Regions from separate parts of the Mus musculus genome. Here all the other regions are linked to region 1. The links are chromatin loops, found by intact Hi-C in ENCODE. Cell type or tissue: heart. All regions are shown on one strand. Region 1 overlaps Gm51672 (a long non-coding RNA gene). Region 2 has its middle 14 kb from the start of Nnmt. Region 3 has its middle 7.1 kb from the start of Nxpe4. Region 4 has its middle 45 kb from the start of Nnmt. Region 5 holds the start of Cadm1 (cell adhesion molecule 1). Region 6 overlaps Gm39335 (a long non-coding RNA gene). Region 7 has its middle 19 kb from the start of Nnmt.

Region 1 (4,000 bases):
TGTGAACTTATGTAGAAGCAGTTCCTTGGGGGCAATTCTACTCTTCATTGTCAGGATACCAGCTGTCCAGTTCAATAGCAAACACCAAACATGAACCAGAAGAGGTTGCACAATCCAACAGAAACAGCAAGGCTCCACTGAATGGGCATGAGCCTGTGGAAGCAGTTCGAATCAGCCAGAATACCACAAGAAGTTCTTTGACGCATTTCTCTCTGTGAAGTGAAGACTAACGAAGACCACTGAAGACCAGCGAAGCACTGCACAGCGTAGCAATGCAAGAGCCTCCTCTCACTGTTTGTAGGGTCCTACTTATACTCTTTCTATCACGCACCCTCTCACCTGTCTGTTTTCAGAAACCATCACATGCCCTCTCACAAGACAGCTTCCAGAAAAGCCTCAGGTGACACATTTCTGAGTTGTTAAAGAAATCAGAAATTTCCACTCTAATACCCAAATATAATATTAATGTTAACACTAATATCTAACAGAGTCTACATGGTTCAATTTTTTCCTAGTCATTCTTAAATTCACTCTGGTCCCCTTCCCTCTACTTCTGCTTATGAGACCATTAAGAACTGTATACCTAGTTTTGGAGAAAAGGAGAGGGAAGAAGGAAGGGGAGGAGACAGAGAAAAGAGAGCAATTGATGTTAATTGATTAACTGGGAAGAAGTCGTATCCTTATTCTTTAAGAACCCAGATTTGCAATGTGGAGAAAGAGAATGAGCAAGTGGAACGTGACTGCTTGCTTCAAGAACACAGCCCTATACCTGAGAGGAATGATAAGCCTTTCAGTAAAGAAGGAAGAGGAAAGACAAAGAACAGAGCATAACATCAAAGGAAAGTGGCAGTGTTCAGATAACGAGTGGCCAAAAAAGGAAAAAGAGAAATTGGAAGTAGAACTTGGCAATGTAAAAATTAATACTAATTAGACTCTTTGTCCCCTCCCCCAAACATTTAATTAGCATGCATTAAGTAATCAATCATTAAATCTATGTGAAATTAATTTGTTCTGAGATCTTTACACATATATGCTCAATTTGCAAGTGGCATGGTGAACTCCTCCCAATTTTAATTAATTAGAGCTGGCATTGGAGATGGAATATTTATTTATGGACCAGGTGCAATTAAGGAAGAAGGGCTATGCTCACCGAGAGAATGCCAAGAATACTGCAGCGTGTGAGTGCGGCTGACACTTAGAATCCCAGAGCAGTTTAAACCCCAAGAGTCACTTCCTTCAGACTATCACAGAGGATCTAGGATAGCCGAAATCTGAAGCTATGTGCTTTTCTCAATTTTTTGAAAAGCTAACAGAGATGCTAGATTTTGTCTTGATAAGACTGCACTGGCTAGATAAACTATCGGACTGTTGCTCTGCCTTTGGCTGGGATTATGTTCATTCTTTATGATAATGTTGGTTATCTTCTCCTGACCAGATGCCCCAATTATCAGTCAGCTCTGTCTTTCATGAAAAGCAGGAAATAATTTTATTTTAATCATCGAGTTTATTTGGTCTAAGAGATTTCTCTGGAAACAAAGGGAAAGGGCGGGGCACTAAGGGAATTGATAATGGAAAGCCTTAAAAAGAAAAGATAGAAAAGCCCTGTTCTTGCCCCAACCCTAACAAAGAGGAAGATTGCCCAAGTGATTGTGCCAAGTTCACACCATGACTTATTAAAAGTAATTAACAGCAGTCTTTCTGGTTCATCAAAGGTTACTTGAGGAATAAATTTCGTAAGTTAAAAAGTGGAAGATCCCTGGAGACACTAAGTCTCAAGCAAGAAAGTCACTCAGAGGCTGATGTGTACTATCCAGGGAGGGTGGTGGTGGCTGGTGTCTCTCCGGGATGGATGGAGAGATCCATCGGAGGCACACCGTCACCAAGTCTCGGTGTCTGAGGGGTCCTGGCTTGCTCACCCCTATGGTAGGAAAGAAGGGATGATCAGAAATGACCTTTAGGTTTTTGAGTGGCAATTGAAAGGTGCTGTTTGCTGAGGAAGAGAGCCAGAGAGGAGAAACAATGTCGACGCAAATATTATAAAAATCGCCTCAGGAGACCTTGGAAGTCAGAGATTCTAAGATTTACTCCTGTCCCAAGGGTCTCCGGGATGTTTGTAAAGCCAAGGACAGAAAAGGACAAGGGAGTTCGCCCAGCTGGGTACCAGGCTTTGTGCCTGCGGTGGGAGATCTCTGCCCAAGGCAGACGCCAGGGGTCAGTGCAGGCCCAGCATCCCCAACTGGAGCGCCGCCGAGGTCTCCCGCCTTCAGAGCGTGTTCATTACGGAAAGAATTTAAGAGAACTCTAAACGGCAGATTCGTTTATGATAGCGGCATTTACAGGCAGTTGTAATTATAGTGTATGGAAAACAATTATTCCCTCCTAAAATTGCTCTTTTAATTTTCTCTTATTTGTCCCACAGTGAATGTTAAATAAGCCTCATTGCTTTGCAGACTGCATGGGATATGTGCACAGAGAGAAGCTCCAAAGAATCTGTTACGAACCACACACCACGCTAACCTGCCCAGGCGCGCTCACACACGTGCACACGCGTCCCTTGTACACTTGACTGGCAAGCTCTGCCGAGCACACTGGTCCAGCCTGAGGCTTCCCACCACAGTCCCATTCCATGAGCAGCTCAGGGACGTCACGTGGAAAGCTCCTCTCCACCCATTAGAACATCCACTGGGCGGTCCTCAGGAGCCACTGCTCTCTGAACCGTTCTTCTCCCTCCAGCGTCCCCGGACATGCCTGGTAGCTCCAAACTGTATTGCACCGTGTTCCTGGGTCAGACATTATTGCTCAACAAACTTTCATCAACTCCGTTGTTTACGATCCTTAGCGGCAAAGTCCTTTGTACTTACCAGTCTCCAAAGTTTGGCCAGTGAGAAAACAGTTCCTGGCTGTATATCCTGGCTATAGCTCAGGATAGTGCTTTCCCGGGGACAATCGCAAATTGAATACCTTCCCCAAAAATGCTAGTTTGCAAAGTGCGGTGTTTTCATATTCCAACCCCTACCAAAGAAAGTGGAAAAGTCAGGTTCCAGAGCTGAATGTGTCTTTTGGAGACTTCTGCTACATTCAAGCGCCTTGGCCAAAATGTGCTGCATTTCAAAGCGTCTTGGGACTTTAGAGAGGTTTCAAAGACAAGGGGCTCAGCAGAGGTCTCCAACTGTCCTTGATGAGAGAATAGACGTCTTTAGACTCAGACTGTGGGGCAGATGGCTGGGGATGGGAGACAAAACACATCTTCTCAGTCAAAGACCAACGACCTTTAATAAAAGAATTAGGCGGTGACATTACATAGGTTCTCGGGCCATCTTGGAGTGATTAATGTTGGTGGATGGAGGCCAAGCTCTATTAGGAAAGGATGTGGAAGGCAGCCTCCTTGATTAAAAAGTTTGCGTTGGAGAGGGGACTGTTTGCAGTTTTAGAGAAGTGTTACTTTTAATTGGTTGTCTTGGCCTGGAAATGGTCTTGATTGTTATAAAGCTCTCTCTGTTCACAGGAGGAGAGAGAGCAGGAGGAAGGAATTTCATATGAGGGACAGGAAAAATGAAAATGAAAAGGATGCTGGTGCCAAGTGAGCCTTCTGTTGGTGCTGGATGTTGGCAGACTGGACTCTTCTCTAGTCATCCATATTCTCTCTGTCTTGGCTTGAATGCTTAAGGGACTTCTGAATCTCTTTGTTTCCTGTTTTTACCACAAATGTATGAAATAGTCCTGAGAGTGCCTGCCACTTCTTATCTTAGTGGTCTTTTTGTTTTAGGTTTTTGGGTTTTTTTTTTTTTTTAACCTGTTAGGGCTGCTGTAACAAAGCACCAGAGGCTGGGAAGCTTACACACAATAAGAAGTTTACTTCTCACAGTTCTGGAGCCTGAGAAGTCTGAGATCATAGATGCTACCACATTCATTGTCTGGCTCCTTATAGTCAGTGCTTTCTCTCTGTGTTCTCACAGGGCAGGGAGACCAGCAAGCTTCCTGGCTCTGTGGTACAATCCCA
Region 2 (4,000 bases), 350 kb after region 1:
CTATGTCTCCTCTGCACGGACCCAAATAGGCATTTACGTGAGACAGGTTAACGGGACAGGAAGTGTTAAGCCCTAATATAGCCACCAGATTGACCCAGTCAGACCACCCCAGTCAATGTCCCTGTAGAAGGAATGGAGGTGGCTGCCTCTGTATAAACAAGGGGGTGTGTGTGTGTGTGTGTGTGTGTGTGTGTGTGTGTGTGTGTGTGTGTGCGCGCGCGCGCGCAGCTGCAAAGGCAACTCTTACAGGAGGACCTAATTGAAACCTGAGAGACCAAGGATTGCTGATGCAAACAATGCCAGCCAATTGAGAACTGCTGTTTGAAAGAGATGCTTTCTTGGGACCAATGGGGCATGGGTGGAGGGTATTAAAGGAGCTTGCGGCATCATTCAGACAAGTGTACTGCAGCATTCATGACCTGCTCCTGGAGTATGTGCCATTGATTCCATGACATTTCATCTGCGACCCCAAGGACAAGTAGGGTTGGGCAGCGGATGGTCCAGGGCACAGGGAGCATATCCCTACCAGCTGCTATGTCACTACACTTCCCCAGCCTCTATTCTACATACACTTTAATGCTTTTTGCTTTTCTCTGAGAAATTTGACTGCAGCTAAGCCTGCATGTCAGTGAGTTAAGCTAAACAATGTGATGAGCCTTGAAGATCACAGATCACAGGCTTCACAAAATAAATGCTCATTTGTGTTCTCTCCCCCCCCCCCCCCAGTGAGTGGGTGGAGGTTTGGGAGGCAGCCTGTGGCCATTCGACACTCAGATTTCTTCTCTTGTATGGCTCTTTGATCAGCCAGGATCCCAGAGTTGGGGCATTAGAAAAGGAGAGAAAAATGGGGATGGATCAGAAGGTTGCAGAATCTGGCCCAAGCAAGGCCATCCACTGATCCCTTAGGACAAGGAGGCTGGGAGCTGCTCTGGCCTCCACCCCCCTCCAGTCCCTTCTCACAAGTAAAGAAAAAGTTAAATACTCTCTGCCAAAAATCCATTCTCACTTGCTGTGGAAATCTCCTCTGTTAACTTCCCAGCCACACCTTCAGTCCTTTTGGTCTTTGCTTATCTTGTTGTTGCTGGAACTGCAAACCTTCTCTGTCTCTTCTAGCCAGGATCGGCCACTGGTTTGTATCTGTTGCAAGAATTTCCTTTGGCCTGTCTGCCTACTCAGATTGACTCCATCAGAAACCTAATTTTGATGGACCCTAATTAAGCATTTTTTTTTCCGATTGCAGTTTTTGCTTCTAAAAACCGTGTTAAGTTTGGGTGAGGTACAGGCATGTCTAATCAGTTCAGCCACCTTCATCAGTGTTGGTCTATTGGTTCACAGTTTGCAGAAGAAATGCTTATCTGGGCACAGAGAAATGGATCCACCACCCACGCAAGGAAAAAGACCGCTTTAAAATCCATTTCCTGGCCTCCAATTCTCCTTCCCTGCCTCCAATCCCTGCTGCCCCTTGCCTGCAGAGTCAGCTTTCCAAAAGCACGCATGGAAATGTACCAAGTTGTTTGGAAAGCGCTTTCAACTGGCCAAAGAGGCGCTTAGCCAGCTCGTGGGGGCACGAGTCTATTCTTGGTTGCAACACTAAGGGCTTGCCTCTTTGAACTGGAACTCTCTCAGCGCCCACATGGTTTCTTGACTTTAAGCTCTTGCTCACACTGCCTGGCTCCTTGCCTGAACCCTCCCATCACCAGCCACCACTAGGCTTTCCATCCCTCACAAAGGACAGCATACTTGCTCTGGCCTTAATGATTGCAGAATAGAATGGCCTGGGTATGCCTTGCCCACTGGGCTTGGCTTGCCCCAAATCTCTGGTCTTCGGGAGGTTTGAGGGCTGAAAAAACTTTCTCTTGCAAAGGTCATCTGGTGTGACTGTGCTCTGGTATCTCGTCCCTCCCAGAGGGAGATGAAGTGTCCTGGGCCCCCGCTGTGGAGGCAGGGGAAGTCACTACTGCGCATGCTGGAGTGAAGGGCGCATTTCTGTGCTGCCTGCACCCTTCCTCTTCCTGATTATCCCATTCAGGGCTTGGGATCTAGGAGGACAAGAGGCATTAAGCAAGGAGTGAGTGGTCTGGCAAAGGAAGCGGGGAGGAAGACTCTTCCTGGCCATGTTGATCCTGAAGCCTGCTAAATTCAGAGCTCTGCTGCCCCCTTGTGCCCAAAGAAAGAAAAACCAAGAAAACTCCCGATCTGATCCCACTGGTCTGAGAGTCATCCTGTAGCCTCCCAAGGGCTTTGTGTCTTAATAGCTTTTCCTGGAAAAATGTAAACCCATGTCCAGGCACTCCAGAAAGGCACCAGCGCAAGGTCAAAATATGATTTCCCAAAATCCAGCTTGGTGAGCTCAGTGTTGTTGGGTTTTCTTTCTTTTTTTTCTTTTTTTTTGGGGGGGGGGGTTGTTTGTTTGGTTTGATTTGATTTGATTTGGTTTGGTTGTTTGGTTGTTTGTTTGTTTTGGCCTTTCCTGCAGAGCACAGGTAATGGGTTACTTACAGGAGAGTAGGTGGCTCCAAACAGACATATCACCACAAAAGACCCAACCCATCATGGGTATTGACCTCATGGAGGCTGCATCGTGGAGTCCTGCCTTTGATCAACCTTTCACTTCCATATTCTTTAGCATCCCCCAAGTTCCCTTGGGGCTAGGGAAGGGAGTGAGGGCTGAAATACAGGGGAGCATCTTCTGACCCTCCCTAGGAGGTGGTGCCATGATCATCCCCCCAGAGATCTGGCTACTTCTGTATTATACTGCTCTGGTTGTCATGGCTACAGGGCAACATCCAGGCAGCATTCTGTTATGACCAGAAGAAAAAGCCCCTTACAGGCCAGTATTCACAATTAGAGACAGATATTCAAGGGGTGACCTGAGGGGAAGAAGGGAAGGCTGACAAGTTAAAAGGCAACTTCTCTGTGGGAGCCTCAGACTGGTCCATCCTGTGAGCAGCTCCATTCTGCCTATAGATCCTGCCTAGAGAAGCATTTTTTTCTTTTCAAAATTTCTCTCTCTCTCTCTCTCTTTCTCTCTCTCTCTCTCTCTCTTTCTCTCTCTCTCTCTCTCTCTCTCTCTCTCTCTCTGTGTGTGTGTGTGTGTGTGTGTGTGTGTGTGTGTGTATGTGTGTGTGTGTGTTTTCATGAGTTTATTTGCACTACATGTGTACCCGGTATCTGTAGAGGCCAGAAGGTGGTATTAGGTCCTCTGGAACTGGAGTTACAGGTAGTCATGAGCTGTTTAATGTGGGTGTCTGAACCCAGGTCATCCACAAGAACAGAAAACACTCTCAACTGCTGAGCCATTTCTCTAGGGCCCCTCCCTGCCGTCTTTGGACACTGACACCATAACCCAGGTTGGTCTGGTATTTGTCGTGTAGCCCAGGAACAGGCTTTAAAATCATGGAAATCCTCCTCTCTCGGCTTCCTCAGGGGTGGGCTTGCAGGCGTGAGCCAGCACACCTGAGTTCCAGAAGCAATTCCTGTCCAAGGAGTTCTTCTGCAGAATGAGGCTTGGGCTCAGCGCCAGGTATATAGACCCTGTACTCATGTCATTTGCCTATGGGATCTTACGTTCTGATGTGTTTCTACCAGTTTCCAGTTTCCAGCCTTCCCCAGCCTCTGTTATCCCCTGTGGTACAACTCTGCTTATTCTTTTTCAAGGATTATCCCATAAAAGCATTGGTCTTTATTTGTTATTATCTGCTGTATCTTCCCCACCCAACTAGAATGAGGGCAGAGCCTTACACAGCAGGCACACAGTGTGCTTCTTTGACAAGAGTCCTCCTAGAACAACAGGAAGGCAAGCGTCATAACAGTATCCATGTGCACGTGTGTGACTCTGTCATGCCTTTCTGGGTGAGGGAGGGAGTTCAAAGTCAGCCTGGACAACGTAGTGAAAGCCTCTTTCAAAGGCAAACATGACAGAGGAGAGGGCTGGGGACATGGTTGGTGGTACAGCATCTGCCTGGTGGTACAGCGTCTGCCTGGAATTTGTAGGGTTTTA
Region 3 (4,000 bases), 88 kb after region 1:
GTTTGCTGCCCCCACCCAGGTTGTCTTCTCAGCGCTTCTCACTCTGCCCTCTACCCTAAACTTGCCCTGTTCATGGGCTTCTCTTTCCCCAGCCCTAAACTTGCCCTGTTCATGGGCTTCTCTTTCCCCAGCTTCCCACTCCTACAGAACCCTGCCATTTCTGCTATGCATTCCTCTTGGCCTGCTCTCCACTCTTAGTCCTCCCTTTTGCCTTCCTTTCTTCCTCTCTCTCCTCCTTCCCCCTCCCCCTCCCTCTTCACTCTTCCTCCCTCTCCCCCTCCCTCCCTCTCCTTCTCACTCTCCCTCTCCCTCTCCTTCTCCCTCAAAGCCATAGTCAGTCTACTACTTTCTTTCCCTGCTCTGAACTTTCACAGAGGCCCTGGCAGTACACTCCCTCTTATCTACAATAAAAAAACCCTTCCCCTGAGCCATACCTTGGAATGGTCATGTCCTCCATTTACATATCCTGTCAGTATGCCACCAAGCACATGCTTTGCATCTGTTTTCTATGGACATTTGCAAGTAGAAAGATCTTTCTGGGAAACAATATCACTCCCCCCAAACTTCAATGTTAGGCAAGCCAGTTTCCTGCCTCTCCCCAGCCTGGTTTCCTGTCGGTCCCGACAGCTTGCCATAGTCCTTTGGGGCTCATTTCAAACAAAACAAAATGTGTTAGGAAGACAGGATCCCTGGGAAGAAGATAATGCTTTTATTTTTAATTTATGAATTAATTTTTAAAAGTCTCTCATATACCATATCCTGGGGCTCACTTCAAAGGAAACAGCTCTTTTCCTGCTCTGTTTCCCCAGTCATGGAGGGTATTCATAAGTGCTTGGGAATCACAGTGTTCGCTCCAATCCCTAGCATAGGCAAAAGGTCCTGGGAGGGTCTGGCCCCTTCCCTCCCGGAGGCCTGATCACAGCAGGAGGCTTTCTGGAGTCTAGTGCAGTCCCAGGCTCTCCTGTGAACTCAGAGAAGATGACATAGAAGAGGCTATAGGTAGGTACAGTATCTTTATGGGCCAAGTAAGTCTCTAAAGCTCCCATACTCTCAATGAGCCTCACTTAGATTTTAAGGATTCCTTTAAAATTTAAGTTCCAGCGAGAAGTCAATAAGGATGAGTGATGTGGAAGGCATCAAGCAACCTTTATCTGTCTAACAATCTTCTGGTTTGTAGATGCGTCCTGGAGGGCCATGTTGAGAACTCTGAGAGTATTTATCTCTAGGCTCAGATCACCTGCCCTGCTACCGATGTCATTAAACATAAGCCATGGAGAATATATGCAAGAAAACGTAGCCTGATTATCTTTACCCACTGTGCAGCCACTACATAGGCTTCCTGCTCCCTGCAGCCCTGAGTCAGCTGTGTTCCAGCTGTGCTTACTGCTGGGGGTTTCCAGTTACATAGTTGGCCTGTTACCTTGGTTTCTGAGAGGTCAGACAAAACTACCAGCTTGTCCAGATGGGTTCACATTACTACTTGGGACAGCTTGGGACAGCTATCCGTAGCCCTTCGGGGCTCATTTCAAATTAAACAAAATGTGTTAGGAAGACAGGATCCCTGGGAAGAAAATAAAGCTTTTATTTTTAATTAATTTAAAATTTTTTCTCATACACTACATCCTGACAGCAGTTTGCCCTCCCTCCACTTAGGTCCTCACTTACCTCTCTCTCCCCCAAGATCCACTCATTAGAGGGAGGTGGGGGGGGGCAGGCCTTTCAAGAATATCAACTGAACATGGCATAAAAAGTTACAATAAGGTGAGGCACAGGTCTTCATATCAAGGCTGGATGAGGCAATTCAGTAGGAGGGAAAGGATTCCAAGAACAGGGTTCCAGAGATAGCCCTCACCCTCACTCTTAAAATTCCCACAAGAAGACCAAGCTACACTACCATAAAATATATGCAGAGGACCCTGGATCAGACTCAGACAGGCTCTGTGACTGTCGTTTCAGTCTCTGTGAGCCCCTACTAAGTTCTGTTAAGTTGTTTCTGTGGGGCCTTGGCCTCATGGTGCCTTTGGCTCCTTACAATCCTTCCTTCTCCTGTTCTGCAGGGTTCCCTGGCTCCACCTAGTGTTTGGCTGTGGTCTCTGCATCTGCTCCCATCTGTTGCTGGATGAAGCCTCTGTGATGACAATTGGGTTAAGTCCAATTGGTAAGTCTACGAGTATAGCAGAATACGGTTAGGAGTCATTTCATTTACTTTGCTCTGCCAGTCTTGTTTGATTCTTTTGTGGGTCTCTGGACTATCCAGCTTCTGGTTCCTGGCCATCCAGGCCAGGTCATGATATGGGCCTCAAGTTGGACCAGTCATTTGTTGGCCTCCCTCACAAATTCTGTGCCACCATTACCCTAGCACATCCTGAAGTCAGGACAGAATGTAGGTCGAAGGTTTTGTGACTGGGTAATGTCATCCCTACTGCTGGGAGCCTAGTTATGGAAGATGGACAATTTGGGTTCTGTATCCCCCATTACAAGGAGACTTTGCTAGGGTCACTCTTGTAGATTCCAGGAAATTTCCAATATAATAGTTTTCTATATCATTCTTCAAATGCTCCCCAATCAGGGTTGTATCTCCCAGTACCCTCTCCCTCACTTCCCCTCCCCTCCCACCTGACCCCTCCTGTTCCCATCCCCACCAGCCCTCAGGAATCTCAAATATCTTTTAAAAAATGAAAAAAATGTTCATCATCCTTCGCCATCAGGGAAATGTGAATCAAAACAACTTTGAGATTCCATCTTACACCTGTCAGAATAGCTATGATCAAAAACACAAGTGACAGATTATGCTATCGAAGATGTGAAGCAAGGGGGAACACTCCTCCACTGTTGGTGGGAATGCAAACTTGTGCAGCAGCTATGGAAATTAATATGGGAGGTTCTTAGAAAACTGGGTATCTATCTCAAGACCGAGCTATAGCACACCTGGGTATATATACACACAGGATGCTCTATCCTACCACAAGGATACTTGCTCAACTATGTTCATAGTAGCTTTATTCATAATAGCTAGAAACAAGAAACCACCTAGATGTTCCTCAACAGAGAATGGATAAAGAAAAGGTGATACATTTGCACAATGGAATATTGCTCAGCTGTTTTAAAAAATGACATTATGAAATTTGTGGGAAAATGGATGGAGCTAGAAAAAAATCATCCTGAGTAAGGTAATCCAGACTCAGAAAAACAAACATGATATGTATTCACTATGAGTGGATATTGCCTGTTAAGTAAAGGATAGTCATGCTACAATCCACAGGCCCACAGAGGCTAAGAAACAAGGAGGGCTCAAGTGGGATGCATGGATCTTCCTGGGAAGTGGAAACAGAATAGATTTTTCAGAAAATTAAGCTGTAAAGGACATACATGTAGGGGCTCCTAGGCAAAAAGCACTTGCTATTCTAACAGAGGACCCTGGCTCAGTTTCTCACACACACATATAGCTCTTACAACTATCTGTAACTCCAGTTCCAGAGGAACCAACACTCTCCACTGTCCTCTGTGGGCAGCAGGTACACACATGGTATGCATGTGTGTATGTAGGCAAAAACTCATATACTTAAAAAAAAACAATTTATAAAGAAAAGAAAGCATGTGTTCTTGAAGCTAACCCACTCTGAAAAATAGTCGACAGCTAAGACTGTCCTTACGGTCTGTTCTACTTTGGTCTGAGAACAAGGTTTAAATGAGAAAGATTTATTCTGGCTGTAAATTTGGGGACAGGGATTGACTTGTAAATGGGAATCATATACTTATTAAAGTCAGCAGAACGATATTATGGTGGATGCAAAGATGAGGTCTTGAATGTTCTGTTGATTTGGTACCCAGAACTCTTCTGTGGCCCGAGGATTCCACCCTTCCACACAGTGTTCTTAGGAGTATGGATTAAAACATTACAAAATTACATGGAAAAAGAAATTTCAAACTATTTTACTTACAGGCATAGAAGCACATGCCTTTGCTATCTAAAAGGCTACATAGTAACATTTACTGGTTC
Region 4 (4,000 bases), 290 kb after region 1:
CCTCCTCTGCCTCCTCTGCCTCCTCTGCCTCCTCTGCCTCCCCTGCCCCTGCCCCTGCCCCTGCCCCTGCCCCTGCCCCTGCCCCTGCCCCTGCCTTCTGAATGCTGGGATTGAAATATGTGCCTTGGTGCTTGGCTCAGACACACTTTTTAAGAGAGGCTATTAAAATAGTATTTTGTCTTGAAAAACAGAAAGGTGAACATGTTCAGGGCCTGAGGCAGGAAGATCACCATGAATTTGAAGCCAACCTAGGCTAAAACTTTAAAAGATGAAATAAAAAAGATATGGAAGAGGAGAGATAAGAATGAAATAAGATAAGTAAATGAAACCTTAGGACTAGAACTTCAAATTTGAGTGATGATCATCATGTCACAGTTGTCACCTGAGAGTGACAGTACAGCAGTGGACACAAAGATCATTCCGGGGCTAAGGTATGGGTGGGTGAAAGCAATGGGGCAAAGTGAAGAGCCAGTAGAGTAGGGGCAGACTCAAGACATGACCACCTCCTCCTCCTCCTCCTTCTTCTTCCTTCTTTTCTTTTCTTTTTTTTTCTTTTCTTTTCTTTTCTTTTCTTTCCCTTTTTTAAATTAATATTTTCAAATCATTCTCCCCAACCCCTGGTATTTTTCTCCTCAACTGTGTGGTGGTGGTGGTGGTGGTGGGGTGTGTATGTGTGTGTTTTGAGGGAATTGGTTTTCTACTTTCATTATGTGGGTCCCAGGGACTGGACTCAGGATATCAGTCTTGGCAGCAGGCATGTCTTTAGTCATGAGGCCGTCTTGCTAGCCCAAGACATAAGTTCTTTTTAGCTGGAGTTGCCATTTGGAGAGACCAAAGCACATCATCAGTAGGCAGCCTTAATCAGATGGCTTACTTTTGACAGAGGAAGAAAAAGACATAGGAACTCTACGCATGCGCACTGGTCCTTCACAGGAGGTGCACCTGTCAGCTCCTAGAGGCAAGCAGACAATAAGCACATCTCCAGAACTAGACAGGGTTGGACTTCCCCTACACTTTTGCCTCTTTACCTCTAAGTCTCGTCCTGTAAGGTCAGAGAAAGGAAAAGAGGAAGTGATTCTCTCCAGAGGAAGTGTGCTGATCTGAACACGAGACACCCAGTTCCTCAATTCAGCATCCTGATTACAATGACTGTCCTTCCCTCCCTCACACAGTGGGACTTTTTTGTTGTTATTATTGTTTATAAATCAATAGGCCTCTGACCCAATTATTTGGGAACTATCTGGATTAGAAAATATTGCGACCTTTAAATTTCATACTATAAATTGGCCTCTGACCCAATTATTTGGGAGCTCTCTGGATTAGAAAATATTGCCACCTTTAGATTTCATACTATAAATTTTAACAGGGATGTTTTACTTTATTTAATTACTTAATTATTTATTTTACATCACGATCGCAGCCCCCCTCCTCTTGGTCCCCACCTCGCACAGTCCCCCAACCCCTTCCCTCCTCCCCTGAGAAGGGGGAGGCTCCTCCTGGGTATCACCCCACTCTGGCACATCAAGTTTCTGCGGGACTAGACGCATCCTCTCCCATTGAGCCCAGACAAGGCTGCTCAGTTAGAGGACATGATTCCACAGATAGGCAACAGATTTAGGGACAATCCCCCGCTACTCTCCAGTTGTTGGGGGACGCACAGGAAGACCATATGAAGACTGAGCTGCACATCTGCTACATACGTTTCTTGGCAGGTGGTGAGGGGAGTGGACCATGCAAAACAGAAAGAAACTGGGGATACTTTTCTTGGACAGTTTCTTTAATTATAGAAAGAGACATTTATTTATTTGGGGCTAGGTGATGGGAAGACACATGGGCCACAGCAAGCATATGGAGGTCAGAGGACAATGTATGTCTCAGGGATTAAATCCAGGCCATCAGCCTTGGTGGGACCATTCTTCACCTGCTGAGCCATCTCTCTGGCCTCTGAGATTTGTGAGACAGAGGGAAGTCTTCATGAAGGCTGACTCCACACTCAGGTCTAGAAATGAGCAACTGGCACAGCCCTCCTACTTGTGGCTGATGAAGGAAAAGCACAGGACCCACGAATGTAGATGACAAACATGTTTTCTCAGGATTCTGGAAGAGAGTGTCCTTATTCTTCCTTACAAACCAATCTAGGGACCTTTCATCTTCAGTAGGTGAAAGTGTGCCTGATTACCGAAAGCTACTGGCAGCCATCTTGTGGCCACTTGGGGAAAGACATCTCCAAGGCAGAGGGAGAAAGCAACCATACTTTACCTTCTCTAGAAACATAAATATTTGGAATTATATAGGATATAGCCTTTTCCGATTAGTGTCTTCAATTTAGTAATTTATATATGGTGTGTGTGTGTGTGTGTGTGTGTGTGTGTGTGTGTGTGTGTGTGTGTTTGTGTGTGTGTGTGTGGTTGTGTGTGGTTTGTGTGTTGGGGGTGTGTATTAAACACCAGGTCTCAAACGTGCTAAGCAAGTGCTTTACCTGTAATCTACACCCAAAAACAGTAGTATATGTTTTAGTTTTCCCCCATTACCCAGAAATACTAAAATGTCTTTATCTAGTGATCTACTGAGGAATACCCTGGTTACTTCCAAGTGTAGGAAATGATAAAAAAAAAAAAGTGCCATAAACACCCATGTGCAGAATTTTATATGGATACTCGTTTTCCTCATGGGGTAAAGGCCAGAGTGCAGTTGCTGGCACTACTCACCTGCTAAGAGTAGTTGTAGCTTGCTGATTCTCTTGTAAATGACTTGGCCCTCTCATGCCTGCCAGCTCCGACAGAGAATGCTCACTGCCATCCATCCACCTTGTATGCCAGTGGGGTCCTAGGTTCTGGATTTGGGCTCTGCTCACTGCTGTTCTAGTTTTCATTTCCCAATGACATAGTGTGGAGCATCCTTTCTAGTTATTTGCTGTCATCTGTGCTCTTTGAGGATCGACAGCTTAAGCCCCTTGGCTCATTTTTAATTGGGTTGCTTCTTCTTGTTGAGTTCTAAGGGTCCCCCATTGTAGGGTGCAGCTCTGATGCTAAAGTCCTATTCCCCAATCTGTTCTTGATTTATCAGTAAAGAAAGCCATGGGCCAGTTGCTGGGCAGAAGGTATAGGCAGGACTTCCAGGCCCCTGGATACACAAGAAAGGAGAATGGAGTTTGCCATGCTTTGGAGAGAGAAGAACAAAGAGCCATGTGAGATCTCGAAATGAATGGAGTGGTCACACAGGTTGCTCCCGTCATCGGTGCGTTCTATGTCACTTCCGTCAAGGCAAATTCAAGGTCACCCAGACTTCCTCTTGTGTTGCATTGTAGTTTTACATTTGCTCTGAGATCTACTTCAGGTTACATTTAGAAAGAGCCAAGGAATTGTATCACGACTGCTTTCTTCACATTTGGATGCCTACGTGGTATTCACACTGTAGTGTGAACAAGGCTAGTTTCTCGCCATTAAGTAAGATATTAATCTGTAGGGTTTTTATAGACAGGATCAAGTTAAAGACCTTTTCCTCTAGTCCTATCTGCTAAAAGTTTTTCTCATTATCCATTTGCTATGAATCTATTAATATGGTGATATGACTCTTTTCCCCTTTCCCCTGTTGATATGATGGACTGATGTATAAATGTTGAAGCAGCTTTGCATAACTGGGATAAATCTCATTTGGCCATGGTACATAATCTTTTTTTGTTGTTGTTGTTGGCTTTCGTTTTTCAAAATGTGGTTTTTACATCTGTCTTCCATGGCTGACCATGGTTAATAGTTTTATATTTGTGTAAGGCCTTTGTCTGGCTCTGCTACTAAGGTGATGATGGATGATAGAGCACATGAGGAACTTTCCCCTCTGCTTCTGGCTTCTGGGAAAGTATTTAGGACATTTGGTAAAATTTCCTCTTTAAATTTGGTAGAATTCACCAATGGACTCTTTCGTAACATAGTCTGTTGTCTATTGATTAAATTTCCTTTGTAGATATGAGCCCATTTCAGAGTGTCCATTTTTTTTCTTGAGT
Region 5 (4,000 bases), 740 kb before region 1:
TAAGTATTTCAGTTCTTTCTTGAAAAAAAAATTAAATTCACAAAACAATTGATTATCAGTTATAAATGGCAAAAACACCATCTGGTTTTTAAAATTGGTTCAATCCATGTAGCGAGGGGAAAATGCTGGAAGTTGTTCCTGGCGATGAGTTCTAGTCCGCGGAGCAGAAAATGACGCGCTTTACTATGAGAAAGCCAGGCTAGTCATAACTTGTACTTAGCGGCTGTGGGAATTTGATGCGCTCCTCACATGTTCCATATGTTAAAATGCTTGGTGACATCTTTGGTGTGAAAGTGGGGAGGGGGTGGAAGGGGAGTACGGTTAGGGGATAGAGGAACAACAGCTTGCTCTGTCCAGGAGTCTCACCTCTGGTTCTCAGGAAGATCCTGGTGTGGAAGAAGAGGCTATCAGTCCTCAGTTTCCATACCTGGTAAAACTGGATGGGCTAACTTCCTCAACTTCTCCATGGCAGGTGGCATTTCTGAGGAAATTTTTAAAGGCGTTTGCATTCTTCCAGTGAGGTAAGCCACACAGCATTGGCATTTCCTATAGAAATGTCCCATGTTGTTCTTTGCCAACTGGAAATTTGAGTAGGTGTTCATTTGATGTGCCAAGAGAATGAAGGGAGACGAAAACACTCCACATCTTCCAATGTCCCCCATACTGCGTGCTGAGAGTGGGAGGACTCGGGCCTGGCTAGATTCTCTTGGAGCCTCAGCCTCAGGAGCAATGCTTTTCCTTAGGAGTCTGCTGCAATCCTGTTATTTTCAAAAAACGTTTCTGGGTTGCTGGCATATTTTCACCTTATGTTAAAAATACAGCTCTCCTTTGCTTATTATTCATGCATCATGATGTGAAATGTATTCCTTCACTTAACACATATTTATTGAGGCACAGTGCAGCATCGTGGTTAGTTGTGAAGGCTCTGCCTCTCTGTCTGCAATTAGAAATTGTGATTTTTTTTAAAAGGCTGGTGCTTAATTTTTCTAACCATGCTATATTTAAAAAAATGGGGAAAATAAATAGTATCAATTTTGAAGGTAGTTTCAGAGACTAAAGAAGATTGTGCACAAGAATTTCTTGATAAGAACTCAAGGTCACAATAGTCCTTTGTTAACTATAAACTTGATATCAGCTCAAGGTCTTTATAGTAGCAGTACTATAAAGAATAGTGAATATTGTTGAGTGTCCGGCTCTGTACTGTTGTGGCTGACATATAGGATCTGACTTTGCAGTCCGTCCTGTCCTGTTGTCAGAATAAACAGTCTCTGAGTTTTTCATTCTGATTTTGGTAGAAATCTGCTTTGTATCACGTCTAATCTAGGTAGTTTCACTTCTGGCTTTTGCAGACTGGGCATTATCCTGGCGGTCACATGGTGTTGGTTTTCTGCCTCGTATACTGTGATTTGCCTACTGGAGCTTTCTCCACTTCTGGAGGACTGCTTGCAGTTCGTGCATTGGGGCCTGTAATTACAGAGCAGAAGATCCAGGGATGTGGAGACAGGGCAGTTTCGAAAATTAGTTTATGCATAATGGATAATATGAGGCTGCTTTAATGTGTAACTCATTTGATGGGTTGGCCGATCTTAACTTCCTTTTGATATTTATTTATTTATTTTTAATTTATTTGCAACATGAGGACAGAGGGCTTGGTACAGCTCTTCTAGACTATAGTTCAGATTCAGCAATTTACATTCAGTAATCTCTTGGTCATTTAGCCACATATAATTTGTCATGGTTTGTTTTAGCTGTTGTGATATTGATATTTATTATGCAAATTGTATTTCCTACATCTTATTGTTCTGCATTCTATGAATACTTAAATTATTATAAACCTTTACACTTAATACGGCTCGTCCTTCAATTTGATGCTTGAGCAACAGAGGGTCAGAGCACACACGGTCTTCTAGAGGGAAAGAAAATAAGTAATTAAAAGGCAGACAAACAAGAGAGCCGGCTGCCTTGTTGAAAAGAAATCAAAGATAATTTCGGGGAGGGAGGAAGTGTGTCCAGAGATGCATGCAAGTCCCGTCAGCGGGAGAACCTCTCTGAGACACAACTAAAGTGAGGACCTGTTGGTCTCTAGATGCCTTAGAAAGGACTGGAAGCATAGGAGAGAAGGGAATTGAACCGAGCCCTGGAAGAGGAACTCGACTGACTCTATCACTGCCTCGGTTCCCTACATTCCCTTCCCCACGACCCTGACCGGTAGATTTTTTTTTTTTTTGCTTTTGTGTGCGTGTAATCTTAAATATTCCATATTACTTATATGCTATAATCTACTAAACATGGGAAGGACACTTCCAACAAGCTGGGAAGCCTGAGCACACCCACCTTGATTTACCTTTCCCCAGAATCTACAGCCAAACATCCACTTGAAAATCCCAGAACCCCGACTCCACAGCTTCAGTCTTCCAACTATCCCCTAGTCTGCCGCTAGGCTGTTGAGCGGGCTCTCCTGCTCCGCCGGACGTGCAAAGCACGCATGCACTTCTCTCAGATTGTTTTGTCAATCCGGGGACCTGCATTCGCACTCTCCACTCCCGGGTTTCCCAAAGATCTTATTCCTTCGTGCAAGGTGAGGGAAAGGAAATTTTGTAACGTATGACTTCGATAGGCCGATGCCCACGCAGTGCCCCGGCCCAGGAATCTCGCGGTCAGACTCTCCGACCAGGAGTCCGCCGCGGCGAGTGGCGTAAAGGTTCCTAGTAAAGGTGCACGAAAGCGAGAGACCCGCCTCCTGAAGCCGCAACCCCCTCCCCAGCCACCGAGCCGGACGCGGGCCAGTACAGGTTCTCCTCCTTCGGGGAAGCGAGGCCGAATTTTAACGTAAACATATTTGCATAGGCCCCGCCCCTCGGCCCCGCCCCTAGGTGGCGCGGGCGCGCGGCCGAACGCTAGCGCCAGGGGGCGGGGTGGGGGAGGGGGCTAGTTCTCGGAGAGCCGGGTTGGGCTCGAGGTGCCACGATTGGTCGCTCCTGACTCCGCCTCCAGCGCATCTCATTAGCATCTCATTAGCTGTCCGCTCGGGCTCGGGAGGCAGCCACCGCCGCCAGTCTGAGGCAGGTGCCCGACATGGCGAGTGCTGTGCTGCCGAGCGGATCCCAGTGTGCGGCGGCAGCGGCTGTGGCGGCGGCGGCGGCGCCTCCAGGGCTCCGGCTCCGGCTCCTGCTGTTGCTCCTTTCGGCCGCGGCACTGATCCCCACAGGTAGGTTGTGGGCACCCGCGGATTGGTCCCGAAAACCCCCCCGGGCACCCCCAGGAGCCGTAGCTATGGAAGGGGGGACGTTTCCATGACAACCTTCCCCCACTTCCTAAATCCAAAGCGGCGGGAGCGTGGCAAGGAAAGTCGGGGCTGCGATGGAAGGGGCCGAGGGGTCGGCGCCCCTTCTCTCCTATCCGCCGGCTGCGGATGGGCGCCCTCAGGGATGGCTGCACCCACACCTCTTCTTCCTGGCGTAGCGCGGGGTGCTGAGTGGAGTGGGCTCGGGGCCGGGGGCTAGCGCGTGGGGGGAAGGGGAGCCCTCGGAGGCGCCCCGAACCTTCCGGACCCTCCGAAACTCGCTCTCGTCCCTGGAACTTGCAGGTCCTCCTGTGTCCCTGGGCTAAGCTTTCGCCCCCTCCGTTCCAGCTCGCCCCCCCGATCGATTCTCCATTCCCCGAAGCTTTCTCCTTCGCGGGTCCCCAGGACATCCCCACCGTCGTGTCCTCTTCCCGGCTTGCCCGCGCTCTGCAGCCAGGTCCCCCGCCCGAGAGCTCTGCACGCCTCTCGTGTTTCCCTCCAGCCGAACGCTGCCCCTCGGCCCCCTCCGCTAGGCTGCGGGTCGGCTTGGCTGGAATCCAGGCAGGGAAAGTTCCCGGCTCGGGGGCGGCCGCTCGTCGCCGCCGCTGCAGGAGGGCTCTTGGAGCCCGCAGGTTGTCCGCGCCACCGAGGCCTCTGCCGCGAGTGGGGATCCGGGATTTCCCGGCTGCGCGTCCTTCGGGCAAGCGGCCCGCAGGT
Region 6 (4,000 bases), 190 kb after region 1:
ACAGACATATACAGAAGCAAAACACCCATACACATAAAACAAAATAATAAACTTAAAAAAAGAAAGAAAGAAAGAGAGAGAGAGAGAGAGAGAGAGGGAGGGAGGGAGGAAGGAAGGAAGGAAGGAAGGAAGGAAGGAAGGAAGGAAGGAAGGAAGGAAGGAAGGAAGGAAGGAAGAAAGAAAGAAAGAAAGAAAGAAAGAAAGAAAGAAAGAAAGAAAGAAAGAAAGAAAGAAAGAAAGAAAGAAAGAAAGAAAGAAAGGAAGGAAGGAAGAAGCTATTCCAGAGTCACCGAGTATTCCAAACTTGTCTGACCGGATGGGATGTTCAGTGACGTAACGGAACCAGCCAAGGCCAGAACTCATACCCTTCACCCTCCAGGTCAATTCTACAAGCCACATCCGGCATCACGGTAAGATCGCCTGTGCCTCGTAATAAAAGAAGAGTCTACATGGAAGGAGAAAAGCAAGAGACTTTTGCCCTTGACAGTGAGACCGAGAGACAGGTGGGAGGTGACAAGACAATAAACAAAAACCAAAAAAACAACAAAGCCAGGGGCTGCAGAGCTGGCTCAGCAGGGAAGGCCCTTGCTGTTCTTCCAAAGAACCCAAGCTTGAGTCCAGTCCCTGTCAGGCCAGGCAGGTCACAACTCCTCGGGTACATGAACACACAGAAGCACACACTCACACAGACACATACATAGGAGTGAAAATCTCCAACGTGTAAAGGAAAAGGCTAAGTTACAGTTAAGAGGCGGATGGTACACTGGGGGAGTGTTTGCAAGAAGGGATGATAGAATCCTAAATATATCGATAGGGTTTTATATACTTTAAAAAGATGCACTGCTTCTATAACAGAAAATAAAGACAAAAACATTCGTGAAGAGTGGCAATTATACACAGGAAGTGTATTTTTTTTAAAAAGCCAAAGTTTTTAAGTGAAGAAATGGATAAAATTGAAAAAAAAATCTGTACCTCCTCTTAAATTGCCAAAAAATTATTTTTGACTATTTTCTATGATTGTTCATGGAAGGACAAGGAAATGTGCTCCCTTGCACAATGCTAGTGCTAGTCAAAATTAACACCAAATCACTGATAAAAACACCAAATCACAGGCTATAATCCCAGGATGATTACAGAACCAGGGAGCCTTGGGCTTTCAAATAGAGACACTAAAATCAAGACTATAATAGGAAAAGGGAGGAACAGAATAGAGCTTCAAATTGCAGTTTCAAAATTATTTTCACTGCGGGGATTTCAATAAAGGTACTTTTTATTCATCTAAGTACATTTTGTTGTTTCAAGCTACAAGCAACAAATTTATTCAATAACTGTCATAAAAATTACCTGCATAAAGACTATGCGTGGGAAGTCTAATGCAGCTCTGTTATAAGAAAGAGAGGGAGGGAGAATAGATTTAGCAAACCTATATATCTTAACACCAAAATACAATCTACAAAATGACACTCATCTTAAGGAGAATTTTTAAGAGTTCATACAAATAAAACACTACTGGAAAATTTTTTAGATTTGTGTGACCACAAATATATATACATATATTTACAAGTCCCAATGAACATGTCCCTGCTCCAAAGAGTGCTGGAATTACAGTGTTTTCAGCCACATCTAGCTTTTTTATGTAGGTGCCAGGGATTCGAACTCAGGTCTTGTTTGTGCAGCCCACTAAGCTATCTTTACTTCACTGTCACAAGTATATCATAAGCCAGGCACGGTGGTATATTAGTTTAATCCCAGCACTCAGGAGGCTGAGGCATGAGCATCTCTGTGAGTTCAAAGCCAGGTTGGTCTACATAAGAAGTTCCAGGTCAGCCAGAGCTAGTGAGACAGTCCCAAAGTGCTTGCTGCTCTCCCAGAGGACCTGAGTTTGATTCTTAGCAATAAGATCATGTGGCTTACAACTACCTATAACCCAAGCTCCAGGGGATCTAGCGCCCTCTTCTGGCCTTCATATGCACCTGCACTCACATGACCCAAATATAGAGAACACATAAATAAAAATAAAATAAATGTTAAAAACCAATCATGAGGGACTAGAGAGATGTCTCAGTGGTACAAGCACTTGCTGCTCTTTCAGAGTACTCGGGTTTGAATCCGACATCTATATGGCATCTTACAACTGCCTGGAACTCCATCCAGTTCCTGGGGAATTCTGACATCCTCTTCTGCCCGGCTCAGGCACCAGGCACACACATCTCACTCAGATAAACACATACAGGCAAACTACCCATATACATAATCTATTTTTTTATTTTTAAAAATTACAATGAACACATACTTGAGGGATATTTTATATGCATAAGTCATGCCATATTGTGTTTCAATGTTCAAAAATAAGACTTGTAGGTGGCAAGAGAGATGGGTCAGCGGTTGAGCGCACAGGCGACTCCTCCAGAAGATCTAGCTTCGGCTCCCACAGGGCAGCTCACAACAGCCTGTGACTGCAGCTTCTGGCCTTCACAGGCACCTAATATACACACACATGGTGCACAGATATACACTAAGGCAAAGCATTCACACATATGAAAAGTATTTTAAACGTTTAAATAAATACCCTTCTCTTCTGTAAATGAAAGACCAGGTCTAAAAACCTGGTAAATACAGGTAAATCCTAAACATCTGAAGATGTCAGCTCAGTCCCCAGGACCTACAGGGTGGAAAGAAATGCTGCAAACTGTCCCCAGACCTTCACACTCACACAATGACAGGTGTGGTGCACAAGCATGCACGTGTGCACACTTGCACACACACACACACACAAATAAATAAAATTTAAGAAAAGAAAAGAAGAGAGAAGAAAGCTTACATGCAAAGCTTTACAATGTCATTACTCATCTGCACTCCTGCAACCTCTGCCCCTGTCAGCCCTCAGTCCCTTTACACTTTCCTGAAGGATCCCACTCAAATCTGAGCTTTTTCCAATCTTCACTCTATTAACTCTGAGGAGACTAATAGGGGAAAAATTTACTTAATATCAAGACAGGTCTTCAAGGTCTGGAGACAGAGTTTAGTCAGTAAAGAGCCTGCCATGCAAACAGAAGGCTGGGAGAGGCTCAGGGTGCACACAGTGTTGTGTACCTGAATCCCAGGACTGGGAAGACAGAACCTGTGGACTTCTGTGGACCACTGGGCAGCCGGCAACTCAGGAAGCTCCGGGTTCAGTGAGAGACCTTGTCAGAAAACTAAGTGGAGAGCAACTGAGGAAGGCATTGATGTCAACCTCTGGCCTCAACATACGTGTGATATAGCCAGTGCACACGCATACACACACACACACACACACACACACACACACACACACACACACACACACACACGGTAACTCTAAGGACTCCCAATATAGACTAGTCAGTATCCTGAACCACACAGCAGGCCCCTGTGTGTTTGCCTGGAATAACATGGCTTCAAGTCTGGATACCCAAGTGAGACACTATAGAGCTTCAACTGACCAGATTGGGCACCATCCCCTTATTCATCATCATCATGTAGAGGTTTTGTTCCCTTTTGTTTATAAGGACCTGACAGAATCACAGCTGTAGCAGGCAAGGCCCATTCACCCTCTCGGCAAACACATACTACAGGCTAGACCCACCCACCCTCTCAGTAAACACTTACTCTTCAGCAGAATCTGGGGTCTCCCTTCCCTCACTCATCATGTTCCATCAGCAGATGCCCCGATGGTCTCCGGAATACGGCATACCCTTTGCTACTTAACACCACTGTTTTCTGTGACTCTGCCTTCTTCACAGCTTCCTCAGCCCCGCACCAGGAGCCATTACCTCAGCACCGTAGCATGTGCACAATGTCTGCCAGAATCTTAAGTCGGTGAGTGCAGTGAGGCCAGAGACCTGAGCACTCCACTTCTAGAACAACCAGCAAAGTTAGGTTCTTCAAAAGAAGAATATAGTTGGGCAGTGGTGTTGCACGCCTTTAATCCCAGCACTCGGGAGGCAGAGGCAGGCGGATTTCTGAGCTCGAGGCCAGC
Region 7 (4,000 bases), 320 kb after region 1:
TGGACAAGCTCAGGTTTTGCTGTGACTGTCACACACAGACACCAGACTTCTAGATTCTTCAGCCTTTGAACCCCAAGTTGAGCTAGAGAGGCCTTCTCCGCTCATCCTGGGGTTGCCTTATTGCTCCTCTTTCCAAGGCTTCCAGCTTCTTGCCCAGAGCAGCTACTGGCTTTTTTGGCTTTGTAGCCTGGAGACAGTCATCGTCTGAGACGACTCAGTCAGAGATGTTCCAGTCTCTGCTTATGCAAGGCCAACTAACCAACCCCCTCTTATACATACATTCCATTCACTCTATTCCTGTGAAGAACCATGACTAGTGCAGACACCAAGTTTAAATTGCTTTCATCCTATGGTCAAGCCTATAGTATGTGGTAGCCAGTAGGATTCCTGGAGACCATAGGCTCAGGGGTGTGATACACAGAAAGAGATCAGGCCAAGTTCAGAAAGAGATGGTTACCAAACTAAACATCAGGGCAATCTCTAATCCAGGGGTCACCAGGAAAAATACAAACCACCCCCAGCCCCAACCCCAACCCCTGGAAGCCGAGGGAAATTATTGGTTGTGTGAATGATGGATGGGTAGGGCTAATTTCACTTGAAAAAATTCTTTTGAGACAAGGTCTGAGGATAGACTCAAATTCCATATGTAGCCAAAGATGGCTTTGAACTTCTGCTCTCCGGCTGTCTCAGCACCTGAGTGCTGGAAATCCAGGCACGAGCCACCACACTAGGTTTCATGCGATACCCAGGGCTTTGTGTATACTAGGAAATCACTCTACCAACTGAGCTTCAGCCCTCTCTGCCTTACTGGAATCTTAAAGGATGAGATTAATTCCGGTGGTATATGTGTTAGAATTCTCTTCCCAAAAGCATGGTTTTTAATGAATAAAACCACAGAACGTTGGACCTTGTGGGTACATAATTCAACCCTTCATTCTGTGCCGTGGAAAACAGGGCTTTCAGAGGTGAAGTCCTCTGGCTTGACCCCAGTCTCAGCTTGTCATCAATTAAACAAGAGGTTTTAGCTTTTCATTTTCCAAGTCTTGACTCACATTAGAAAGATGAAGTCAATATATTGATTTGGCAAGGGTAAAGGTCATAGTCAACTGCAGAACTTTGCCGCACTTAGAAAGTTGGAGAAGGTGGGACAAGTGAAGGGGGACAGAGACTCCTCGTTGATCAGTAAGGAGCGATCAGCCAACAGCTTGTTCTAGGACCATCTGCCTTGCTTCCTGTGCTATTCTGCCTGCATACCTGCTCCTCAAGAGTATAAAGTCACCTGGCTAAAACCAACCTACCTGTTTATTAAAGATCCAAAGGCCTTTTTTCTCTGAAAAGGAAGAGATGGTATCTAAACAGGAAAGAAACTATTTTCTGGTTTTCAACACTTAAGTCAGAACAAAGGTAATATATTAACTCAATGGTCTGTGGAAGGTTCGCAATTCAGCCCCAGTCTTCCCATTTATTTATCAGACACCATTAAAATTAAAATTAGAATCTGGACCCTAGTCTTTTAGTCAGCAACCAAAGCCACCAAAATACTTTTTTTTTAAATATTAAAAGATTTGCAAAAGCACAAAAACTTCTTGTCCCTTTGTTAAATAAACAGGAAATAGGAGATGATGGTAAGTTAACCACATTATCTAATATTCAACAGTTCTCACACTAAACTGGCCTGGAGCCTCTGTATAGGGTGACTAAAATTTGCATTTTGTGTATAAACCCAAAAGGAAAAAAATTTATATTTGTAAAAGTAATCACATATTTTTTTTGTTAGAGGAAAAATGTGCTGAGATCTCTTCCCCTTTTCCTAGCAACCTCATGAGTGTCCAAAGGAAATAGGTTTCTTGTTTTGGAAGGTTTAATTTCTATTTAAATTCCTTTTGGAGTACATGGTCTCAGGCTTGGAAAGGCTTTAGTAAGAGCCGTGTGCGCCCTCTGCTGGTCTCATAGAGGCCAAACAATCTGCTTCCACTGTGCATGAAACTGGCCAGCAAAGAAGAGAGGAAGGACCAAAAAGCTGAGATTCTTACTCCTACTGCAAAATCCGAAGCAGGATGCGCCCCTGAGTCCATTCCCAGTGGTGTTTCTCTTTGCTATAGTATTCAAAATTCAGTATAGAAGTTGAACATGTCTTAGTAACAAAGTTGAGCTGCACAGACCTGAGCTATGAACAAGAGGCACAGTTGTAAGGCAAGCCTGGCATGTCTTGTTTGGATGGACTCTGTCAGAACAGGCTGGCAATTCCTGAGCACCAAAAGACCTATTTATTACAGTGTACGGTTATAGGTTTATTTTGTTGCTGAGAAAGAAAAGCAACAAACAAACAAACACACAAGTCACTCTAACCAAAAGCAACTCAGGAGGAAAAGATTAATTTAGCGTACATTTCCAGGTCACAGTCTAACACTGATGGAAGTCTGGGCAGAAACTTAAGCAAAAGTCCTGGAGGAATGCTTGCTAGGTAATTTATGCCCACCTGTCTTTTTTATACCACCCAGAACCACCATAGATGCCTAGAGAATGAATGGTATTCCCCACAGTGGGCTGAGCCCTTTTATATCCATTAACAATCAAGACAATCCCCCTATACACACCTACAGGCTGATCTAATCTAAGCAATCCCTCAATATAGGCTTTCTTCTCGGATGACTCGAGGCTGTTTGACAATTAAAGCTAACTAGCCCACATACTTTCTAGATGCTGTGAGACTCCATGACCTCTGCCCTCCCTCAGGGATTAAGGCCCATAAAGCCAGAGACAAGCTTTAGAATGTAATGAGAATATGGTAAATATCTTCTGAGTGGATGCCTAGCTCTAAATAAGGTTGGATTCCAAGTGTTCGTTAAGAAAATCTAATGAATGTAGCAACTTGTGTTTCAATAGCTGTTCTAGAAGGAGTTAATTATACCGCAGATTTCTAATATAGCATAGCAGGCTATGGAATGGCTTTATGGGCATCTCATTTGATTTCAATCCAGTCCTGAGAGATGCCTATCGCCCTTGTTTTCGAGAAGGGTCCCCAGCCTGATGAGAGTGGTGTGCTACTCTAATGATGATCATATTTTCTGTCCTCAATCTCCAACATTCTCCCCTCTACATGATTTACTGGTTGCCTCGAATCTCCAAGTTGGCCGGAGGTTAAAATTAGAGAGGCAGTCACAGTCTTCAAAGCGGAGCCTGGTAAGCCATATCATGAACATGTCCTTTGATTACTCTTGACAGCCAGATGATAGGAATTACCAAGGCTGGGCTGCATAACGCTAAATGGGCTAACCACCTCTTTAATAGCTTTCTTTCTCTCTGTTCTTCCCCAGGGCATTATGCATAGCCCTACAGTCTCCTACATCACACAAGTCTGCTTAGGGTGAAACTCTTCAACGTTTCCCTTAGAAAGCCCGATGGAAAAAGTCAAGCGCGAGTGGTCAGAGGTCAAAGACATTTACAAGCTGGGACGAGAGTGACCCCTGAGTCTGTGTTTGCTCATGACTTGGTGGGTCTATTTTATTTCAGAAAAAGGCAAAAACAAACAAAAACAGAAGCCGAATGTTTGTTTAGGTCTGGGGTTTACTGAAAGATCGAGCCAAGTAGAGGGTGGGCCTCCGACAGGCAAAAGTCATTTCATGCTTTGGTACACACTGCTCTCAGGCTCTTCTTCCCTCCTGAGTCACCAAACACACCCTTATTCGGCCTGCAAGATGCAGAACAAACACTATGGGCTTTGGCCCCTTCTCCCTCAAGCATCCAGTACTACTATCTCTCCATCCGAGCCCTTCTCTAATTTCTGGTGTTATATTTTGTTTGCACATCAGTTTCTCCGAGCCACTAATTATTCCTTAGGAGGAAGAAGCAACATCTTTTATTTTTAATATTTTTTATTACGTATTTTCCTCAATTACATTTCCAATGCTATCCCAAAAGTCCCCCATAACCCCCCCCCACTTCCCTACCCACCCATTCCCACTTTTTGGCTCTGTTGTTCCCCTGTACTGGGGCATAT

The links. Hi-C counts contacts between places; a loop is a spot of excess contacts. Peaks named below come from ENCODE experiments on the same cell type or tissue, not always from the same donor. Only the 100,000 strongest peaks of a DNase experiment are listed, where the experiment ranks them.
Region 2: it touches region 1 in a loop (8-fold over the local background); 14 of 42 quality-filtered maps call a loop at or near these places.
Region 3: it touches region 1 in a loop (9-fold over the local background); 23 of 42 quality-filtered maps call a loop at or near these places.
Region 4: it touches region 1 in a loop (4-fold over the local background); 11 of 42 quality-filtered maps call a loop at or near these places.
Region 5: it touches region 1 in a loop (3-fold over the local background); 6 of 42 quality-filtered maps call a loop at or near these places.
Region 6: a loop joins it to region 1, with 2.7 times the contacts of the local background. A loop is called at or near these places in 22 of 42 quality-filtered maps.
Region 7: a loop joins it to region 1, with 5 times the contacts of the local background. A loop is called at or near these places in 20 of 42 quality-filtered maps.

What each region holds. Positions count from the first base shown.
Region 1 is chr9:48,264,618-48,268,617 of GRCm38, forward strand. It overlaps Gm51672 (a long non-coding RNA gene), which reads right to left. Exons shown (of 4, transcript XR_003948154.1): 4 at 1-4,000. It also overlaps a transcript of Nxpe4 not described here. Among named protein-coding and RNA genes, the nearest start is that of Gm51672, 17 kb to the right of the region's middle. In heart, a CTCF peak has its summit at 2,211; DNase peaks (open chromatin) are centred at 2,224 and 2,664; H3K4me3 peaks cover 822 bases; H3K27ac peaks cover 596 bases; H3K27me3 peaks cover 722 bases.
Region 2 is chr9:48,616,734-48,620,733 of GRCm38, forward strand. No RefSeq gene overlaps it. Among named protein-coding and RNA genes, the nearest start is that of Nnmt, 14 kb to the left of the region's middle. In heart, a CTCF peak has its summit at 2,163 (motif pointing left); DNase peaks (open chromatin) are centred at 978, 1,588 and 1,988; H3K4me3 peaks cover 470 bases; H3K27ac peaks cover 700 bases; H3K27me3 peaks cover 938 bases.
Region 3 is chr9:48,352,930-48,356,929 of GRCm38, forward strand. It overlaps a transcript of Nxpe4 not described here and a transcript of Nxpe2 not described here. Among named protein-coding and RNA genes, the nearest start is that of Nxpe4, 7.1 kb to the right of the region's middle. In heart, no CTCF peak of the experiment used is centred here; DNase peaks (open chromatin) are centred at 612, 1,402 and 2,082; H3K27ac peaks cover 1,179 bases.
Region 4 is chr9:48,557,806-48,561,805 of GRCm38, forward strand. It overlaps a transcript of Nnmt not described here. Among named protein-coding and RNA genes, the nearest start is that of Nnmt, 45 kb to the right of the region's middle. In heart, a CTCF peak has its summit at 2,201 (motif pointing left); no DNase peak of the experiment used is centred here.
Region 5 is chr9:47,527,298-47,531,297 of GRCm38, forward strand. It overlaps Cadm1 (cell adhesion molecule 1), which reads left to right and starts at 3,055. Exons shown (of 11, transcript NM_207675.2): 1 at 3,055-3,208. The coding sequence starts at 3,076. In heart, CTCF peaks have their summits at 2,428 and 2,920 (motif pointing right); DNase peaks (open chromatin) are centred at 2,984 and 3,694; H3K4me3 peaks cover 2,164 bases; H3K27ac peaks cover 2,096 bases; H3K27me3 peaks cover 938 bases.
Region 6 is chr9:48,457,174-48,461,173 of GRCm38, forward strand. All of the region lies in intron 4 of Gm39335 (a long non-coding RNA gene), which reads left to right. Gm39334 (a long non-coding RNA gene) reads right to left here. Exons shown (of 2, transcript XR_870723.3): 1 at 3,094-4,000; 2 at 2,246-2,482. Among named protein-coding and RNA genes, the nearest start is that of Gm39334, 2.1 kb to the right of the region's middle. In heart, a CTCF peak has its summit at 1,976 (motif pointing left); no DNase peak of the experiment used is centred here.
Region 7 is chr9:48,584,583-48,588,582 of GRCm38, forward strand. It overlaps a transcript of Nnmt not described here. Among named protein-coding and RNA genes, the nearest start is that of Nnmt, 19 kb to the right of the region's middle. In heart, no CTCF peak of the experiment used is centred here; no DNase peak of the experiment used is centred here.